2 separate regions of the Homo sapiens genome follow, and region 1 is linked to region 2. A link is an interaction called in ENCODE POLR2A ChIA-PET data of the cell type or tissue named here. Cell type or tissue: OCI-LY7. All regions are shown on one strand.

What was found. Peaks named below come from ENCODE experiments on the same cell type or tissue, not always from the same donor. Only the 100,000 strongest peaks of a DNase experiment are listed, where the experiment ranks them.
Region 1: POLR2A ChIA-PET joins it to region 2 with 5 read pairs; 3 of 35 experiments call an interaction of 5 or more read pairs at or near these places.

What each region holds. Positions count from the first base shown.
Region 1 is chr16:1,567,472-1,569,971 of GRCh38, forward strand. IFT140 (intraflagellar transport 140) reads right to left here. Exons shown (of 31, transcript NM_014714.4): 15 at 746-863. Among named protein-coding and RNA genes, the nearest start is that of TMEM204, 35 kb to the left of the region's middle. In OCI-LY7, no CTCF peak of the experiment used is centred here; no DNase peak of the experiment used is centred here.
Region 2 is chr16:1,295,970-1,298,469 of GRCh38, forward strand. The region is part of intron 1 of UBE2I-AS1 (UBE2I antisense RNA 1); the gene reads right to left. Among named protein-coding and RNA genes, the nearest start is that of UBE2I-AS1, 2.4 kb to the right of the region's middle. In OCI-LY7, no CTCF peak of the experiment used is centred here; a DNase peak (open chromatin) is centred at 1,112; H3K4me3 peaks cover 577 bases; H3K27ac peaks cover 737 bases.

The sequences.
Region 1 (2,500 bases), 270 kb after region 2:
CCTCAGCAGGCCTGGCCGGAGCTCCACAGCAGCGCAGTGCTGTGCAGTTCCACACCCTCCAAGCACACGTGCCTCCTTCCCTGCTCATCCACAGGCAGTGGGCGGGGTCCTTGTGCTCACCTGAGCACCTCTGTGTCCGTGGTGCCTAGCACAGCGTCTGGCCCACGGCAGGAGATCAGTCACGGCCCTTGAACAAGCGAATGAACAAGGGAACCCGCACCAGCGGAAGGGAAGGAACCAGGGAAGGAACCAACCGGCTCCAAACAGCGCTGCCATGCCCTGCCACCCCTGCCAGACCCTTCCATGTGGCTGCCGCTGGCCCTCTGCACACCAACATCACCCTGCCTCTCTGAGTGGGACGCCTGAGGGCTCTCCAACAGTCCTGTGCCTCCTCGCGTGCCAAAGAAAACTGAGTGGGATGAAGAAGGCAGGGATGAAGAGGAAGCGAGCAACTCTCCAACAAGGAATCGACTGTTTCGATGAAGGAGGACTTGGAGAAAGGCAGGGGACAGAAGATGGCAGGTCGGGGAGGAACAGAGGCTGGGTGAGGACCATGCTGGGGAGGTTCCCGGAGAAGGTGGGAGGGAGAGACCCGGGGAGACGAGGGGAAGGAGAGTGGGGCTGAACAGAACACAGGACAGGAAGACTTGCACAGGAGGAGAGAGGCACGAGCAGGCAGGAGGCCTGGCCTGGGAGGACAGAGGTGAGGAGGCGGAGTGGGCGAGTGGACGAGGGGTGGCCTCACCTTGCTGGGGAGGATGCTGATGGTGCTCCCGCTGCTGCTGCACCGCAGAGAAGCGATGCCCCCCACCCCAGGGACCAGCTCCGCCAGGCTCCTGCAGCTACAGTGTGCTTTGGCCTCTCTGCAGGGAGGAAGAGGGACCTCAGTGCCCGCCAGAGGCCCAGTTCCCAATTCTCCGCCCACCCTGAAACCTCTGTTCACCGGATGAGTGCTGCACAGCTCTTAGGCTGCTTCTCACCCTGGGTGGCGCGTGTGCACCATGAGGTGGGGCAAACGCAAAACACAGGGTGAGTTCTTCCACCTCAGGTACTCTTACGAACAAGGACGAATATGAGTGCTTCGTCCCCTTCCTCTTGTTCAAGTAGCTTATTAAAAATGCTGTTCTAGGCCAGGCGTGGTGGCTCACACCTGTAATCCCAGCACTTTGGGAGGGTGAGGCAGGCAGATTATTTGAGGGTTGAAGCCAGGAGGCGGAGGTTGCAGTGAACCGAGATCATGCCACTGCACTCCAGCCTGGGCGACAGAGTGAGACTCCATCTCAAAAACAAAAAACGAAAAAAAACAAAACAACGCTGCTGTACGCCGTTCTATACCTGGAGTTTGTGCCTTATGCTCTGTTTCCGCGATTTTTCGTAGCACGTGGGGACTGCTTCATCGCCCGCTGTGACAGCTGCACAGTTTCCCGTCATAGGGACACACTGAGCTATTTAACTCGTCCCCTGCCAGTGACATTTAGCTGTTTCTAGTTTGTTGCTGACATAATCAATACAAAGTATGTAGTGGTAGCTTGTTTTTTTTTTTTTTTTTTTGAGACGGAGTCTCGCCCTGTTGCCCAGGCTGGAGTGCAGTGGCGCCATCTCGGCTCACTGCAAGCTCCGCCTCCCGGGTTCACGCCATTCTCCTGCCTCAGCCTCCCGAGTAGCTGGGCCTACAGGCGCCCGCCACCGCGCCCGGCTAATTTATTTTTGTATTTTTAGTAGAGACGGGGTTTCACCGTGTTAGCCAAGATGGTCTCGATCTCCTTGACCTCGTGATCCGCCCGCCTCAGCCTCCCAAAGTGTTGGGATTACAGGCGTGAGCCACCGCGCTCGGCCGTGGAATTCTTTTCTATGGGACACCTGTCTCTTCTCCTCTATTTATTGACTTACTCATATCATTCGGACTCACACTAGTCATTTTTTTACTTTGGTATATAATTCAAGCTTCTTTCCTTCCTCCCTCCCTCCCTCTTCCCTTCCCTCCCCTCCCTTCCCTTCTCTCCTTCCTTCTTTCCCTCCTCCCTCCCTCCCTTCTTTCCCTTTTTTCTTTCTTTCTTTCTCTCTTTTTGTCTTTTCCCTCCACTCCCCTCCTCTCCCTCCCCTCCCCTTCCTTTTCTCTCTCCCTCTCTCTCTCTGAGACAGGATCTCTCACTCTGTCGCCCAGGCTGTAGTGCAGTGGTGTGATCTTGGCTCACTGCAGCCTTGACCTCCTGGGCTCAAGTGATCCTCCTGCCTCAGCCACCTGAGTAACTGGTACTATAGATGCAAGTCACCATGCCTGGCTAATTTTTTTTTTTTAAGAAATTGGGTTTCACCATGCTGCCCAGGCTGGTCTTGAACTCCTGGGCCTAAGCAATCCACCTCTCTTGGCCTCCCAATGTGCTGGGACTTGCAGGATGAAATGGGCCACCCAGAAAAAAAAAAAATAATAAATAAATAAAATGCTGGGACTACAGGCATGAGCCACCGCATCTGGCCTGCTTTATTTATTTTGTTGCTC
Region 2 (2,500 bases):
GGTCAGGAGTTTGAGACCAGCCTGGCCAACATGGTGAAACCCCGTCTCTATTAAAAATACAAAAAAAGCTGGGCACAGTGGCTCACGCCGGTAATCCCAGCACTTTGGGAGGCTGAGGAGGGTGGATCACTTGAGGTCAGGAGTTCAAGACCAGCCTGGCCAATGTGGCAAAACCCCATCTCTACTAAAAATACAAAGATTAGCCAGGTGTGGTGGCAGGTGCAGGTAATCCCAGCTGCTTGGGAGGCTAAGGCAGGAGAATCGCTTGGACCTGGGAGGCAGACGTTGCAGTGAGCCGAGATTGCACCACTGCAATCCAGCCTGGGCAACAGAGAGCCAGACTCCATCTCAAAAAATAAAATAAAATAAAATAAATTGCCAGGCATGGTGGTAGGTGCTTGTAATCCCAGCTACTTGGGAGACTGAGGCAGGAGAATCACTTGAACATGGGAGGCAAAGGTTGCAGTTGTTAGAAACAAATGCTTGTTCCTTCATGCCAAAAAGAAGAACTAACACTCAGACCAAAAATTTTCTCACCAAGACAATTTACATTTTTTTTTTTTTTTTTTTTTGAGACAGAGTCTCGCTCTGTCACCCAGGCTGGAGTGCAGTGGTGTGATCTCGGCTCACTGCAGTCTCCACCTCCCGGGTTCAAGTGATTCTCCTGCCTCAGCCTCCTGAGTAGCAGGGATTACAGGTGCCCTCCACTACGCCCAGCTAATTTTTGTATTTTTACTACAGACGGGGTTTCACCATGTTGGTGAGGCTGGTCTCGAACTCCTGACCTCGTGATCCACCCGCCTCAGCCTCCCAAAGTGCTAGGATTACAGGTGTGAGCCACCATGCCCAGCCCCAAGACAATTTACTTCTATAGAAGGGTGCATCTCACGGATGGAGCAATGGCGAGAGCACACCTGGACAGGGGAGGGGAAGGGGTTCTTATCCCTGACGCCGGCAGCCCCTCCTGCTGTGTGGTTCCCCTATTGGCTAGGGTTGGACCACACAGTCTAAGCTAATTCCAATTGGCTATTTTAAAGAGAGCAGGGGTACGAGTCGGAGTGGCAGAGTGAGTAGTTTGGCAGGAAGGACAGTTATAGAACAGGTGACTCAGGATGTGTCAGGGCAGAGCAGGTGACAGGGTGACTCAGGGCAGAGCAGATGACCAGGGAAGAGATGTGAGCTACTGATTAGAACTGGTGGGAAAGTTGTTTACTGAAAGTAGAGGCAAGGGAGCAAAGAACCAGGAAGTTAAGCTTTAAAATGGAGAATCAAAGAATAAGAGAGCTGAACAAACTGACATGCTGATTCTTTGAAGAGAAACTCGGAGTTCACTATATTTAACACAGTGAGCTGATACAGTGCCACTGCATTCCAGCTGGCAACAGAGCAAGACTCTCTCTCCAGAAAAAAAAAAAAAACAGCTGTAGCCCAGACACCTTCACACATTCTCAGGACCTCCTAAGGCTGTGTCATGGCCAAATCCTTAACCCTGGCAAAATAAACTTCTAAATTGATTGAGACGTATCTCAAATACTTTTTGGCTTACATATCCTTTGTAATAAATCTGTAATAGTAAATAAAGCATTTCCCTGAGTCCTGTGAGCCACTCTAGCAAATTGTTGGGCTCAAGAGGTGGGTCCTGGGAATGGCCTATTTGTAGCCAGGTCAGACAGAAATCGTGGGTAACCTGTGGGTAACCACAGTCCAATGCCTGGCAGGTCAGCGTACCAATGCCAAGGGCTGTGGCAGGGAAGCGTTTTATTTTTATTATTTTTTTTAAGACAGAGTCTTGCTCTGTTGCCCAGGCTGGAGTACAGTGGCATGACCTCGGCTGACTGCAACCTCCACCTCCTGGGTTCAAGTGAGTCTGCTACCTCAGCCTCCTGAGTAGTTGGGATTACAGGTGCCCGCCACCACGCCCAGCTAATTTTTTTATTTTTACTAGAGATGGGGTTTCACCATGTTGGCCAGGATGGTCTCAATCTCTTGACCTCGTGGTCCACCCACCTCGGCCTCCCAAAGTGCTGGGATTATAGGCGTGAGCCACTGTGCCCGGCCTGAAATTCCTTATAGACGCATATCTCCCCCCACAAAAGATGGCTTTGCAGGGCCATTTCAAAATATAGCAAAGAAACATAATTCGGAGGCCAGGCACAGTGGCTCATGTCTGTGTCTTTTTAGTTTTTTGTAGAGATGGGATCTCACTGTGTTTCCCAGGCTGGTCTCAAACTCCTGGGCACAAATGATCCTCCCACCTGGGCCTCCCAAAGTGCTGGAATTATAGGTGTGAGCCACCGTGTCTAGCCTGAGAAAGGGGAACGCTTGTGTCCTAAAGATGGGTGTATTAATTTCCTGCCACTGCTGTAACAAATTACCACAAACATGGTAGTTTAAAACAGTGGAAATTATTTATGTGTTTAAGTCCTGTCTTTTCTTATTGTCATGATGGCTGTGCCACTCCCTGCTGCCTCCATGGCCACGCTGTCCCCTCCTGTTTGCG